Linked DNA regions of Homo sapiens: region 2 is linked to region 1. Evidence: read pairs that join two places in POLR2A ChIA-PET (ENCODE). Cell type or tissue: OCI-LY7. All regions are shown on one strand.

The links. ChIA-PET counts read pairs that join two places held together with the same protein. Peaks named below come from ENCODE experiments on the same cell type or tissue, not always from the same donor. Only the 100,000 strongest peaks of a DNase experiment are listed, where the experiment ranks them.
Region 2: POLR2A ChIA-PET joins it to region 1 with 13 read pairs; 4 of 35 experiments call an interaction of 5 or more read pairs at or near these places.

The regions. Positions count from the first base shown.
Region 1 is chr19:47,286,827-47,294,826 of GRCh38, reverse strand. No RefSeq gene overlaps it. Among named protein-coding and RNA genes, the nearest start is that of INAFM1, 16 kb to the right of the region's middle. RefSeq lists an enhancer at 4,108-4,959. In OCI-LY7, no CTCF peak of the experiment used is centred here; DNase peaks (open chromatin) are centred at 5,966 and 6,266; H3K4me3 peaks cover 1,610 bases; H3K27ac peaks cover 1,648 bases.
Region 2 is chr19:47,520,420-47,528,419 of GRCh38, reverse strand. ZNF541 (zinc finger protein 541) reads left to right here. Exons shown (of 17, transcript NM_001277075.3): 15 at 6,426-6,566; 16 at 6,766-6,941; 17 at 7,043-7,730. The coding sequence ends at 7,196. Among named protein-coding and RNA genes, the nearest start is that of NAPA, 9.4 kb to the right of the region's middle. In OCI-LY7, no CTCF peak of the experiment used is centred here; a DNase peak (open chromatin) is centred at 4,759; H3K27ac peaks cover 268 bases.

The DNA of each region.
Region 1 (8,000 bases):
CCCATCTCTCAAAAAAAATTTGTTTTTCATTAGCCAGACATGGGGCTTGTGCCTGTAGTTCCAGCTATTCGGGAGGCTGAGGAAGGAGGATCATGAGCCGGGCACGGTGGCTCACACCTGTAATCCCAGCACTTTGGGAGGCCGAGGCAGGTAGATCCCTTGAGGTCAGGAGTTCAAGACCAGCCTGGCCAACACCGTGAAACCCTGTCTCTACTACTAATACAAAGAAATCAGCCGAGCCTGGTGGCACACACCTGTAATCCCAGCTACTCACAAGGCTGAGGCAGGAGGATTGCTTGAACCTGGGAGACAGAGGCTGCAGAGCCGAGATCTCACCACCGCACTCCAGTCTGGGTGACAGAACAAGACTCTGTCTCAAAAAAACAGAGGCCAGGGCGGTGGCTCACACCTGTAATCCCAACACTTTGGGAGGCCAAGGTAGGAGGATCACGAGGTCAGGAAATCGATACCATCCTGGCCAACATGGTGAAACCCCGTCCTGGCCAACATGGTGAAACCCCGTCTCTACTAAAAATGAAAAAAAGAGCTGGGCATGGTGGTGCACGCCTGTAGTCCCAGCTACTCGAGAGGCTAAGGCAAGAAAATCGCTTGAACCAGGGAGGCAGAGGTTGCAGTGGGCCACGAGCCAAGATCATGCCACTGCACTCTGGCCTGGTGACAGAGCAAGACTCTGTCTCAAAAAAAAAAAAAAAAAAAAAAAGAGGAAGATCTCTTGAGCTCAGGAGATGGAGGCTACAGTGAGCTATGATCACACCACTGCACTCCAGCCTGGGTTAGAGTGAGACCATGTCTCTAAAAAATAAAAAAAATGAAAATTCAAATTTTTTTTTAAATGTAGGCTGGCCAATTGGACTTCATCAAAATGAAAAGCTTTTGCATTTTTTTCTTGAGATGAAGTTTCGCTCTTGTTGCCCAGGCTGGAGTGCAGTGGCACAATCTCAGCTCACTGCAACTTCCGCCTCCCAGGTTCAAGCGATTCTCCTGCCTCAGCCTCCTGAGTGGCTGGGATTCAGCCCTGAGCCACCACACCTGGCTAATTTTTTGTGTTTTTAGTAGAGATGGGGTTTCACCATGTTGGCCAGGCTGGTCTCAAACTCCTGACCTCAGGTGATCCACCTGCCTCGGCCTCCCAAAGTGCTGGGATTATAGGCGTGAGCCACTGCATCCAGCCAGCTTTTGCCATTATTATAAAGGCAATTTAAAAATAAATAAAATAAAAATGAAGGAGGAAGTGGCTGGGGCATTGATGCAGCAAACTCGCCTGGCCTTTAGGGAAGAGCTTCCCAGGGGCGTTACAAAGGAAGACATTACACATCCCCACACTTTTGGGGTGCACCTGGGGTCCAAGTAGGTTCCATGGTGCCAGAGAAAACCGAGAGGAGAGGGCTAGGCCCGGTGGCTCATGCCTGTAATCCCAGCACTTTGGGAGACCAAGGCAGGCAGATCACTTGAGGACAGCAGTTCGAGACCACCCTGGGCAACACGGTGAAACCCCGTCTCTACTAAAAATACAAAAATTAGCCAGGCGTGGTGGCACGAGCCTGTAGTCCCAGCTACTCAGGAGACTGAGACAGGAGAATTGCCTGAACCCAGGAGCCAGAGGTTGCAGTGAGCCGAGACTGCACCACTGCACTCCAGCCTGAGTGACACAGCTAGACCGTGTCTCAAAAAAAAAAAAGAAAAAAGAAAACAAATTGGTTTCTCTACTTCACCTCTAAATCAATGCTCAAAAAAAAAAAACCCTCAAAATTATCAGTTTTGTTTTTTGGATTTTTTGCGTGTTTGGTTGTTATTGGTAGAGACTAGATTTCACCATGCTGCCCAGTCTGGTCTTGAACTCCTGGGCTCAAGCAATCTGCCCGCCTTGGCCTTCCTAAGTGTTGGGATTACAGGCGTGAGCTGCTGCGCCTGGCCATAAACTACCATAGTCTTAAGAAGCAGTGAATTGTTACCTTTTCTGAGGCATATAATTGCCAGCATACCCAGGAGGCCCAAATATCTCAGTTGGGCTTGGAAGAAACTATTCCCAATGAAGTAGAGCTAATAAGGCATGTAAACTACACATAACAAACATCCTCAGAGAAATGACGGAGGATAATGGCAAGTCGAAGCGAGAAGAGGAGGTTATGAAGCAGAAGCTAACGGGAGATGAGGGATATGAAAAACTCAATTATTGAAATAATTATGTGTTGGATGGTGTATCAGAGGGCAGAATAGACAGGGCTTTAAAAATGAATAAATGAGGCCAGGCTTGGTGGTTCAGGCCTGTAATCCCAGCACTTTAGGAGGCTGACACGGGAAGATCGCTTGAGCCCAGGAGCTCAAAATTAGCCTGGGCAACACAGCGAAAGCCCATCTCTATAAAAAAATCAAAAAATTAGCTGGATGTGGTGGTGCACACCTGTAGTACCAACTACTGGGGAGGCTGAGGTGGGAGGATTGCTTGAGTCCAGGAGATCGAGGCTGCAGTGAGCTATGTTCACACCACTGCACTTCAGCCTGGCGCGGTGGCTCACGCCTGTAATCCCAACACTTTGGGAGGCCGAGACAGGCGGATCACGAGGTTAGGAGATGGAGATCATCCTGGCTAACATGGTGAAACCTTGTCTCTACTAAAAATACAAAAAATTACCTGGGCGTGGTAGTGGGCGCCTGTAGTTCCAGCTACTTGGGAGGCTGAGGCAGGAGAATGGCGTGAACCCAGGAGGTGGAACTCGCAGTGAGCCAAGATCGCGCAACTGCACTCTAGCCTGGGCGACAGAGCGAGACTCCGTCTCAAAAAAAAAAAAAAAAAAGTGGACGAGATGAAAATACTATTCCAGAAGCACCTGTAAGGGACAGAGAGAGGGAAACTGTAAGGAAAAAGTTAAGATATGTAAGCCAGGCATGGTGGCTCATGCCTGTAATCCCAGTGCTTTGGGAGGCCGAGATGGGTGGATCACCTGAGGTCAGGAGTTTGAGACCAGCCTGGCCAACATAGTGAAACCCCATCTCTACTAAAACTACAAAAAATTAGCCAGGCATTGTGGTGGGCGCCTGTAATCCCAGCTACTTGGGAGGCTGAGGCAGGAGAATCACTTGAATCTGGGAGGCAGAGGTTGCAGTGAGCAGAGATCACGCAACTGCACTCCAGCCTGGGTGTCAGAGCAAGAGTCTGTTTCATAAAAGAAGAATAATAATTCTCTGGATTACTAGGCAGAGACTCTTGTTCTCTTCCCTTACTTTTTCCAGAGTCTCTCTGTGCTGAGATGCCTGGAGTTGGGGGAGGGGTGACACAAGCTCCTCTGTGGCCACCACCTCTGGGACTGCACTGGGTCAGACCTGAAGCCAGCACAGCCCTGGGTCTCACCCAAGGCCCGCTGTACCCAGAGCCTGGAAACCACCTATGTTCACTCTAGGCTCGAGCGTTCTACAGCCAGTAGGTGGTGAAGCCAGCAGACTTGTGTTCATTTCTTCAGGATGGCGAGGTCCCCCCGGCCCTGGGTGGGTCCAGAGATGCCATGCAGGAGCTTGAACCCAGAGTTGGAAACCTTAGGAATCTACTGGGCGCTCTATTCTACTATAGCTGAGGGGCTACCCAAGCCACAAGACAAAGTCCTTCCCACTCTTCTCTCTCCTTCCCACAAGCCAAGAAGTCTCTCCCTGTGGCCACCACCCCAGGCCCACGGCAAGTACTGCCTGGCCACCACTGATGTTCACTCCAGGCCCAAGCGCTCTTCGGTCAGCTTGCAGTGAATCCTGCCAGGCCTAGAACTCTCCCTTCAAGGCTGTGGACTTCCCTCTGGCCCAGGGCAGGTCCAAAAATGCTGTCCAAGAGCCATGGCCTGGAATCGGGGACCCCAAGAGTGCACTTGGGGCTCTACCCCTCTGTGGCCAAGCTGGCAGCTAAGCTGCAAGACGAAGTTGCATTTACTCTTCACTTTGCTTTCCTTTTTTTTTTTTTGAGACATTGTCTTGCTCTGTTGCCCAGGCTGGAGTGCAGTGGCGCAATCTCAGCTCACTGCAACCTCTGCTTCCCGGATTCAAACGATTCTCCTGCCTCAGCCTCCCAAGTAGCTGGGATTGTAGGCATGCACCACCACACCTGGCTAATTTTTGTATTTTTAGTAGAGATGGGGTTTCGCCATGTTGGCCAGGCTGGTCCTGAATTCCTGACCTCAGATGATCCACCCACCTCAGCCTCCCAAAGTGCTGGGATTACAGACATGAGACATCACGCCCAGACTTCCCTTTGCTTTTTTTTTTTTTTTTTTTCCGAGACAGTGTCTTACTCTGTCATCCAGGCTGGAGTGCAATGGCGTGAACTGGACTCATTGCAGCCTCTGCCTCCCAGGTTCGAGCGATTCTCCTGCCTCAGCCTCCCGAGTAACTGGAATTACATGCGCCCCCCCCGACCCCCACCACGCCCAGCTAATTTTTATATTTTTAGTGGAGACAGGGTTTCACCATGTTGGCCAGGCTGGTCTCGAACTCCTGACCTCAGGTGATCCACTTGATCAGAAAGTGCTGGGATTACAGGCATGAGCCACCACGCCTGGCCTCTCTGCTTTCTCAAGCAGAAGGAGTCTCTCCCATGTAGCCACCACAGCCGGGAATGTGCCAGGTTCCACCTGAAGCCATCACGTTTGAGTCTCACCTAAGGCCCACAGCGTGAACCACCTGGCCTGGCCACCGCTGCTGATTATTCAGGGCCCAAGGGCTCTTTAGTCAGCAGGTGATGAACCTGCCAGGACTGGGTCCTTACCTTCAACACAGCAGCTTCCCTTCCCCCTCACGGTGTGTTCGAAATGTCCTCCAGGAGCTGGGGCCTGGAATGGGAGTCACACAGTTCTGCCCAGTGCCCTACCCTACTGAGGTAGGAGGCAGGGCTTGTACACAGGACCAAACTGAGGACTGGCTGAAACAGGTCTAGGGCAAAAGCAGTTTTCCATAAGACACACCCACCAGTGTACCGTATCAGTTTACCATTGCCATGGCAACACTCGGACCTTAGCACCACTTTCCATGGCAATGACCCGGTGACTGGAAATTACCACCCTCATCCTAGAAATTTTTGCATAAACTGCCCCTTGATTTGCATATAATTAAAAGTGGGTATAAATATGACAGCAGTGCTGCCTCTGGGCTGCTCTTCTGGGCACACTGCCTGTGGGGTAGCCCCGCTCTGCAAGGGGCAATTCCTCTGCTGCAGCTGTGCACTGAGGCTTCAGTAAAAGTTGCTATTTAACACCACTGAGCCAGACACGGTGACTCATGCATGTAATCCCAGCATCTTGGGAGCCCGAGGTGGGTGGATCACTTGAAGCCAGGAATTCAAGACCAGCCAGCAACATGGTGAAACTTCACCTCCACAAAACATTAGCCGGGCACGGTGACACATGCCTGTAATCCCAGCTACTTGGGAGGCTGAGGCACAAGAATCACTTGAAACCGGGAAGTGGAGGTTGCAGTGAGCTGAGATCATGCCACTGCACTCCAGCCTGGGTGACAGAGCAACACTCTGTCTCAAAAAAGGAAAAAGAAAAAAAAATAACACCACTGGCTCACCCTTGAATTCTTACATGGGCAAAGTCAAGAACCCTCCCAGGCTAAGCCCCAATACTGAGACTGTAGACACACATCACCAAGCCCACCTAATTTTTAAAAATTTTTCTCTTATAGAGACAGGGTCTTGCTATGTTGCCTAGGCTGGTTTCAAATTACTGGCCTCATGCTATCCCTCCCACCTCAGCCTTTCAAAGTGCTGGGATTACAGGCATGAACCACCTTGCCCAGCCATAAACTCTCTTTTTTAAGCCATTGTTGGCTGGGCAGCAGGGGGGTCTATTTGTTACAGCAGCTTATCTCATTCTAACCAATACCTGCTACTGTGCATAACACGTGTAACACTCCCAGCCTCACCCTTCATGGCGTACACCCCTCCCAATCCTTCCCCAGACCTTCTCCCACAGTAGAGCTCAACAGCTGACAGGTGGCCGTCCCACCTATCACTTTTTACTTTATTTGCATGTTTTTTGTTTTTGGGGTTTTTTTGACACAGAGTCTTGCTCTGTCGCCCAGGCTGGAGTACAGTGGTGCCATCTCAGCTCACTGCAGCCTCTGCCTCCTGGGTTCAAGTGATTCTCCTGCCTCAGCCTCCTGAGTAGCTGGGACTACAGGCACATGCCACCACGCCTGGCTAATTTCTTGTATTTCTAGTAGAGATGGGGTTTCCCCATGTCCACCCATGATGCACCGCACCTGGCTGCATGTGTTTTTTATACCATCAGTATTATTCAGTGTGGGGAGGATGTGCTGTTGCCAGGGCAACTGAAAGTCACAAATGCCCAGTACAGCCTTAAAGGAAAAATTCAATTTCAATCACAACTTTAGGACCAGGGCAACAAATTACCATGACAGATGGACAATCTGAATAATAGGCTTCTCATTGAAAGTTGTGTTCATGGAGCACAACCACAATTTCTGAACCTTTGGAGACTTATGAGACCCTTTACTTGTATGACACTTCAGAGACAGCTTCCTTTTAATAAAAAAGCAGGACCGGGTGCAGTGGCTCATGCCTGTAATCCCAGCACTTTGGGAGGCCCAGGTGGGCGGATTACCTGAGGTCGGGAATTCCAGGCCTGCCTGACCAACATGGAGAAACCCCATCTCTACTAAAAATACAAAAAATTAGCTAGGCGTGGTGGCAGGCAACTGTAATCCCAGCTACTCGGGAGGCTGAGGCAGAAGAAGTGCTTGAACCCGGGAGGCAGAGGTTGCAGTGAGCCAAAATCATGCCATTGCACTCCAGCCTGGGCGACAGGGTGAGACTTCATTAAAAAAAAAAAAAAAAAAAAAAATTACTGGAGCTCTACAACGGTGTCATCATGTCCTCCAAACTCCAGGGAAAACATGCCGGGTTTTCTAGAACTTTCTCTCACTTGGCTTGAGATGGGGAGAAGCACCTATCTCATCATCATCATGGGCAGCATTCCTACAACCCTTCCCAAACAAATTTTTTTTTTTTTTTTTTTTTGAGATGGAGTCTCACTCTGTTTCCCAGGCTGGAGTGCAGTGGTGCGATCTCAGCCCACTGCAACCTCTGCCTCCCAGGTTCAACTGATTCTCCTACCTCAGCCTCCCAAGGAGCTGGGATTACAGGCGCCTGCCACCACGCCCAGGTAATTTTTGTATTTTTAGTAGAGACGGGGTTTCGCCATGTTGGCCAGGCTGGTCTCGAACTCCTGACCTCAGGTGATATGCCCACCTCAGCCTCCCAAAGTGCTGGGATTACAGGCATGAGCCACCACACCTGGCCAGAAATATTCTTTATTAACAAAATTTATATTTTGTTAAAAGAAGTAGACATGGGGTCTTACTATGTTGGCCACACTGGTCTCAAACTCCTAGGCTCAAGCCATCCTCCCACTTCCACCTCCCAAAGTGCTGGGATTACAGGCATGAGCCACAACATGCAGCCCAAAGAAATCTTGATAATATTTATATAGGCTGGCTATATAAATTTATATATATATGTATATGTGTGTGTGTATATATATGTGTGTGCGTGTGTGTGTGTGTGTGTATATATATATACACATATATATATTTGAGAAGTTGGCTAAAGGTCAAAAAATATTTTAAGGCCAGAGCTTTGAGGAAGTCATATCCAGATTATTTATTTTATCTTTTTTTTTTTTTTTTTGAGATGGAGTTTTGCTTTTGCTACCCAGGCTGGGGTGCAATGGCGTTATCTCGGCTCACTGCAACATCTGCCTCCCAGGTTCAAGCAATTCCCCTGCCTCAGCCTCCGGAGTAGCTGGGATTACAGGTGCCCGCCACCATGCTCAGCTAATTTAAGTATTTTTAGTAGAAACGGGGTTTTGCCATGTTGGCCAGGCTGGTCTTAAACTCCTGACCTCTTGACATGCCCACCTCGGCCTCCCAAAGTGCTGGGATTACACGAGTGAGCCACCGCGCCCAGCTTTTTCATTATT
Region 2 (8,000 bases), 230 kb before region 1:
GTTTGAACCCGGGAGGCAGAGTTGCAGTGAGTGGGGATTGTGCCACTGCACTCCAGGCTGGGCAACAGAGTAGGACTCTGTCTCTTTTTTTTTTTTTTTTTTTTGAGACGGAGTTTTGCTCTTGTTGCTCAGGGTGGAGTGCAGTGGCGCAATCTTGGCTCACCGCAACCTCCGCCTCCCGGGTTCAAGCGATTCTCCTGCCTCAGCCTTCCGAGTAGCTGGGATTACAGGCATGCGCCACCATGCCCAGCTAATTTTGTATTTTTTAGTAGAGATGGGGTTTCTCCATGTTGGTCAGGCTAGTCTCGAACCCCCGACCTCAGGTGATCCACCTGCCTCAGCCTCCCAAAGTGCTGGGATTACAGGCGTGAGCCACGGCGCCCGGCCCAGGACTCTGTCTCAAAAAAAAAAAAAAAAAAAGGGCCTGGCGTGGTGGTTTATGCCTGTAATCCCAGCACTTTGGGAGGCCGAGGCATGTGGATCACCTGAGGTTGGGAGTTCGAGACCAGCCTGACCAACATGGAGAAACCCTGTCTCTACTAAAAATACAAAATTAGCTGGGCATGGTGGCACATGCCTGTAATCCCAGCTACTCGGGAGGCTGAGACAGGAGAATCGCTTGAACCCGGGAAGCGGAGGTTGCGGTGAGCCAAGATCTCGCCACTGCACTCCAGCCTGGACAACAAGAGTGAAACTCCGTCTCAAAAAAAGAAAAAAAGGATGAGGTCAGGCGCAGTGGCTCACGCCTGTAATCCTAGCACTTTGGGAGGCCAAGGTGGGAGGATTGCTTGAGGCTAGGAGTTCAAGACCAGCCTGGGCAATATAGTGAGACCTTGTCTCTACAAAAAAGTTAAAAACTAGCCTAGCATGGTGCCGCGTGCTTGTGGTCCCAGCTACTCGGGAGGCTGAGGTGGGAGGATTGCTTGAGCATAGGAGGTGAAGGCTGCAATGAGCCAAGATTGCACCACTGCACTCCAGCCTGGGTGACAAGATGAGACTCTCACCACCCCGAAAAAAGCCAAAGGATGAGATCTCACTGCATATAATGTCCTGCTGCTTATTTTCTGTTCTAAAAAAAAAATTGGATGTATACAAAATTGCACATAATTGCAGTATAATAAGATTTGCTAAGTTTTGACATATTGATACTATACCTGGGAAACCATCACCACAGTCAAGATAATGAGCATGTCCCTCAGCCCTGAATCTCCTCCTGCCACATAGTAATCACTCCCCATTGCACCCCCTGTCCTCAGTCAGCACTGATCTGCCAGGGCACTGTAAATTCGTTTTCATTTCCTAGAGTTTGCTATAAATGGAGTAGTCACACAGTATGGACTCTACTTGGTCCAGCTTTCTCACACTCAGCATCATGATTTTGAGTTCATCCATGTTCCAGGTATTGATAGGTCTCCCCTTTTCACTGCTGAATAGTATTCCACTGGGTGGATGTACCACGGTTTAAAGAATCATTTGCCTGTTGGTGGACATTTGAGTGGTTTCCAGTTTGGGATGACTATAAATAAATTCGTTATGAACATTCAGGTACCAGTCTTGGTATGGACATGTACTTTGTTTTCTAGAGGAGTAAATACCAGGAATGGAATGACTTAGTAGGTGTATGCTTAACTTTTTAAGAAACCGCCAAACAATTTTCCAAAGTAGTTGTATCATTTCACATTCCTACCGGCAGGAAAAGAGATTTCTAGTTGCTCCACAAACTCGCTAGCCCTGGGTAGGGCCAGTCCTTTTAATTCCAGCCATTCTCATGACAGTGTGGTGGCATCGCATTGTGTTTCCTTCACAACTGACGATGCTGAGCATCTTTTCATGGGCCTGTTTGCTGTCTGTATGCCTTATTTGGTGAGGTGTCTGTTCATATCTCTTGCATATGTTTTTATTGAGATGTCTGTGTTTTCTTTTTTTTTTTTTTTTTTTGAGATGGAGTCTCACTCTGTTGCCCAGGCTGGAATGCAGTGGCGCAATCCATGCTCACTGCAACCTCTGCCTCCCAGGTTCAAGCGATGCTCCTGCCTTAGCTTCCTGAGTAGCTGGGATTACAGGCGCCTGCTACCACGCCTGGCTAATTTTTGTATTTTTAGTAGGGACGGGGTTTTGCTATGTTGACCAGGCTGGTCTCGAACTCCCAACCTCAGGTGATCTGCCCACCTTGGCCTCCCAAAGTGCTGGGATTACAGGCGTGAGCCACCGCGCCCAGCCGGCTGTGTTTTTATTATTGAGTTACAGCAGTTCTTTATTGATTCAGGACACGTCATTTATCCAGATCCATGCTTTGTGAATGTTTTCTCCCAATCTGTAGCTTTTTAATCTCTTAACAATGTCTTTTAAAGAAAAATTTTGTCATTTTGATGAAGTCATTTATTAATTTTTCTTTTATGGACTGTGCTTTTGGTGTTGTATCTAAGAATTCTTTGCCTAACCCAACCACAAAGATTTTCCCCTTGTTTTCTCTAGAAGTTTTTTTTTTTTTTTTTTTTTTTTGTGAGACGGAGTCTCGCTCTGTCGCCCAGACTGGAGTGCAGTGGCGAGATCTTGGCTCACTGCAAGCTACGCCTTCCAGGTTCATGCCATTCTCCTGCCTCAGCCTCCCGAGTAGCTGCGACTACAGGCACATGCCACCACCATGCCCGCCTAATTTTTTGTATTTTTAGTAGAGACGGGGTTTCACCGTGTTAACCAGGATGGTCTCTATCTCCTGACCTCGTGATCTGCCCGCCTCGGCCTCCCAAAGTGCTGGGATTACAGGCGTGAGCCACCTTGCCCGGCCTTCTCTAGAAGTTTTATAGTTTTAGGTTTTACAATTAGGTTTACAATTCAGTTTGTGTTAATTTTTGTATATGGTGTAAAGTATGAGTTAAAGTTCATTTTTTGCATGTGGATATTCATTTGTACCTTTTGTTGAAAAGACAAAAAAATGTAATACCATACTGTTTTTACTACTGTAGCTTTCTAAGTCTTAAGATCATGTATTACCATATGAACTTTCTAAGTAGCTTATCCATTTTTACCAAAAAAAACAAAACAAAACAAAACAAAAAACCTGCTAGGATTTTGATTGGTACTGCATTGGCTCTATAGGCCAATTGAGGAGAGTTGACTTTTTTTTTTTTTTGGAGACAGAGTTTCACTCTCGTTGCCCAGGCTGGAGTGCAGTGGCGCGCTCTTCACTCACTGCAACGTCCACCTCCCGGGTTCAAGCGATTCTCGTACCTCAGCCTCCCGAGTAGCTGGGATTACAGGTGCGCACAACCACACCTGGCTAATTTTTGTATTTTTAGTAGAGACAGGGTTTCACCATGTTGGCCAGGCTGATCTTGAACTCCTGACCTCAGGTGATCTACCTGCCTCAGCCTCCCAAAGTGCTGGGATTACAGGCGTGAGCCACCGCACCCAGCCAAGGAGAGTTGACATTCTAACAACATTCAGTTTCTGACTCATGAACAGGGGCTGTGTCTCTATGCATCATCTTTAATTTCTCTTAGCAGTGTTTTGAAGGTTTTACTGGTTCTTATTTCTTTTAAGATCTAGGATCTCACTCTGTCGCCCAAGCTGGAGTACAGGGGTGTGATCATAGTTCACTGCACCCTTTGACCTCCTGGGCTCAAGTGATCCTCCAACTTTGAGTAGCTGGGACTACAGGTGTGTGCAATCACACCTAGCTCTGGTATAACTCTTTTTTTTTTTTTTTTTTTAGACAGAGTCTCGCTATGTCACCCAGTCTGGAGTGCAGTGGTACGATCTCAGCTCACTGTAACCTCCACCTCCTGGGTTCAAGCGATTCTGCTGCCTCAGCCTCCTGAGTAGCTGGGATTACAGGTGCGTGCCACCACACCCGGCTAAATTTTTTGTATTTTTAGTAGAGATGGGGTTTCCCCATGTTGGCCAGGGTGGTCTCAAACTCCTGACCTCAGGTGATCCTCCTGCCTCGGCCTCCCAAAGTGCTGGGATTTCAAGTGAGCCACCGCGCCTGGCCTCTGGCATAACTCTTTGAACATATATTAAACAGTTATGGTAACCTTTCATGTCCTTCCCTGCTCATTCTAACACCTGTGTCTCTGGTGGGTTGACTTTGATACATTGGGTTTTCTCCTCCTGATGTGCCGTGTTATCCTGCGTCTTTGCGTGCATGGTGATTTTCACCAGATCACGGGCATTGTGAATGTTAGCTGTTGGATGCTGGATATTTTTGCAGCCTTGTAAATATTCTTGAGTTTTGTTCTGGGACACAGTTACTTTTAGGTTCAGTTTTAGATTTTTTAGATGGGACCAGCATAGCTCTTCTCTAAGGCTGATTATTTCTCCTTACTGAGGCAAGACTGTGTCACTGCCCTACCCAGTGCCCCCTGCATCATAAAATTTCCCACTCTGGCTGTGGGAACGGGCACTCTTCCTGGCCCTGTAGGAGCAGCACACACTTTCCCCTCTCATCCTTTTGGATGGCTCTTTGCCCAGCTTTGGCTGGTCTCTTCCCATGCATGTGCTGGGCAGTCTTTGGGTGAGTTCTTGGGGGAAATTTGCTCCCCATCTCTGGAATGTTCTGTGTGTAGCTCTCTCCTCTCCCATCCTCTGTCCTGTGGGCTCTACCGCCGTGGTCTCCGGAGGCACTGTGCTCCACCTCAGCTCCCTAAGTCCTGCTGGGTTCTGCCTAAATTGCCCCTGCCTGGGTGGTGGCCTGGAAACACAAGTTGATAAGCTGGAGCGGTGGCAGCTTGCTTCCTGTCAGGGTTCACTGCCCTTTGTTGAATGACGCCTGGTGTCTTGCCAAACATTGTTTATATTTTGACTCTGTGTTTTCATTGTTTTGGACGAGAGGGTAAATCTGGTTCTGTTGCTCCATCTTGTTCAGAAGCAGAAGTCCAACTTTTTTTTAAACTTAGTGATGTCTCTTAGGCAGAGTTTGTGCTGTTTTGACTCCTCGTTTGTGAATACTCACAAAGCTGAAAAACATTTGGGTGGAGAATGTCTTTTCTGGAGTTCGCTCAATAGCCGATTTAATTTCCCAAGAAATTTTCTTCCTAGAGCAATTAAACTTTTCCTTTTTTTTTTTTTTTTTTTTTTTAAAAGAGACGCTCGCCGGGCGCGGTGGCTCACGCCTGTAATGCCAGCACTTTAGGAGGCTGAGGCAGGTAGATCACAAGGTCAGGAGTTCGAGACCAGCCTGGCCAATAAGGTGAAACCCCGTCTCTACTAAAAACACAAAAAAATAGCTGGGCATGGTGGTGCGCGCCTATAGTCCCAGCTACTCGGGAGGCTGAGGCAGAGGAATTGCTTGAACCTGGGAGGTGGAGGTTGCAGTGAAAAAAAAAAAAGATACTCGCTCTGGAGTACCGTGACACTATCATAGCTCACTGCTGGCCGGGTGCGGTGGTTCAGGCCTGTAATCCCAGCACTTTGGGAGGTCGGGGCAGGCAGATCACCTGAGGTCAGGAGTTCAAGACCAGCCTGGCCAACATGGTGAAACCCTGTCTCTACAAAGATACAAAAATTAGGTGGGCATGATGGAGGGTACCTATAATCCCAGCTACTCAGGAGGCTGAGGCAGGAGAATCACTTGGACCCGGGAGGCGGAGGTTGCAGTGAGCCAAGATCGTGCCATTGCACTCCAGCCTGGGCGACAGAGCGAGATTCTGTCTCAAAAAAAAAAAAAAAAAAAAGGCTCACTGCAGCCTTGAACACCTGGGCTCAAGCGATCATCTCGCCTCAGCATCTTAAGTAGCTGGGACCACAGGCATGCACCACCATGACTGGCTAATTTTTTAAAAATTCTGTAGAGATGGGGTCTTGCTATGTTGCCCAGGCTGGTCTTGAACTCCTGACCTCAAGTCGTCCTCCTGCCTCAGCCTCTCAAAGTGCTGGGATTACAGGCGTGAGCCACCAAGCCCAGCTTCCCTTTTGTTTTTAACAGAAGTTATTTTTAGTGGGATCCTTTCTTAGTGGAGGAACGGGAAAATAATCCCCTAGGTTCACACTGTGCACTCAAAACCTCCCCTTCTTCTAGAGTGGGTCACTTCCTGCCAAGACTTTAGAGGCTCTGCCTAGCTGTTGTAATGTCTGTGTGGTATTCTGCCTGCAGAGAGCATTCCGATTTATTAGCATGATGTCACAGTTGGCATCCCTGGTGCAACCTTTGTGCCCATCTTCCTTAGGAAAGAATTCCTGAGCTGGAATGGCTGCTCAGAGTGTGCAGGCTTAGGTACTGGTGGCTACTATGTGGCTCCAGTTTGAACGCCCTCGTCCCCAGGAAGGATTTTGTGGTCCTGTGCCTTTGTGGTGAGTGGTAACGCCAAGCCAAAGGAAGAGGTGCTTCCGGAGGGCTTTCCAAAGGAGGCGGCCGGCCCAATGGCAAGGTCACACTCCCAGGGCCCGCGTGGCACAGCCACAGCCTGCTTGTTTTCTTTCACTAGATCCAGACAAAGACGGTAGCTCAGTGCGTTGAGTATTATTACATCTGGAAAAAAATGATCAAGTTTGACTGTGGCCGAGCCCCAGGGCTAGAAAAGAGGGTCAAGAGAGAGCCGGAGGAAGTGGAAAGGACAGAGGAAAAGGTAGAGGAACCAGGGCTGTGTCGGGAGCTCTTCTCTCCTCCCAGTGCCTGCTACCCGTTGAGTTGGACGGTGGGGTCAGAGGGCGGGGGTGCTCCTGATGGAAGGGTTTTCCTGCAGGAGACACGTATGCCCCCAGCTCTGTGTCTCTCTTACAGCAGGACAGGTCAGCACCCTTATGTCACTTTTGCTCCCTCTGCAGGTCCCATGCAGCCCTCGGGAGAGACCCAGCCACCATCCAACTCCCAAGTTAAAGACCAAGAGTTATAGGAGGGAGTCCATCCTCAGCTCCAGCCCAAATGCAGGCTCCAAGCGGACCCCCGAGCTGTTGGGAAGTGCAGAGAGCCAGGGCATTTTTCCATGCAGAGAGTGTGAAAGGTACCCAGCTTTCTCCTGGAAACACTCCCAGGGCTCCCAGCCTCAGCCCCTGTGATCCCTTCCTCCCTGCTCTGACCCCATGTCCTCTGGTGACTCCTCAGGGTGTTTGACAAGATCAAGAGTCGAAATGCCCATATGAAGCGGCACCGCCTTCAGGACCACGTGGAGCCCATCATCAGGGTGAAGTGGCCAGTGAAGCCCTTCCAGCTAAAGGAAGAGGAGCTGGGAGCTGACATCGGCCCCCTGCAGTGGTGACTCCCGTGGCAGCAAGTCCGAATGGGGCCTCCAGTGCTGCCCCTCCTCCCTTCGGCCTCTCCAGGGCGTTTGGGGCACCCCTCTGCCTCCCCCCACCCTCCCTGTCCCCTGTTGGCCAACCTGCCTGCAAACATGGAGGGCATTTGGCCACAGATAGGCAGGAGGAGCTCAGTTGTCGGACAGCTATGCAGTCCCTGTCCGGTGGTGCTGGAGGCTCCACTCTCCTTAGGTTCATAGTCTCTCCCCTTCTTTCCCTTCCACTTCTAGAGCAGGGAGGCTTGGGGAGGGGAAAATTTAGCTCTGGGTAGCTCTTAAATCTTAGCCTCAGTTGTGGGGTTTGGTTTCATGTGTTAGATAAGGCCAAGACTTAGAGAATCAGTGGGAAAAAACCTTGAGATCTCCAACACGCTGGGCCCCTCCCTGGGGCGGGGACTCTACCTTCCAGATTCAGTCCCTAGTCTTGCGATGAATTCTGCATTGTTCGGTGTTTTTTGTACATGTCAACTCGTAAATCTGATTAAATTGGGTTCTTGAGCTGCTGTCTTTGACTTCCCTGCCTATTGATCCAATAAAGGCTTAGGAACCCCACCACGTGCTAAGGGCAGGAGGTGAGTCAGCTGTGGCCTGCCCTGGGGGCTGGGGGCCTTGGGGAGAACACGGGCATGTTGATTTGGACATTCATTCAGCAAACATCTACGAAGCACCTGCTGTAGAATGCACTGGACGTTGCCAATCCGTACAACAGGGATAGTGAAGCAAGAGAGGCCCTTTTCCTCACGGACCTTCTCTTGTAGGAGCAGGAAG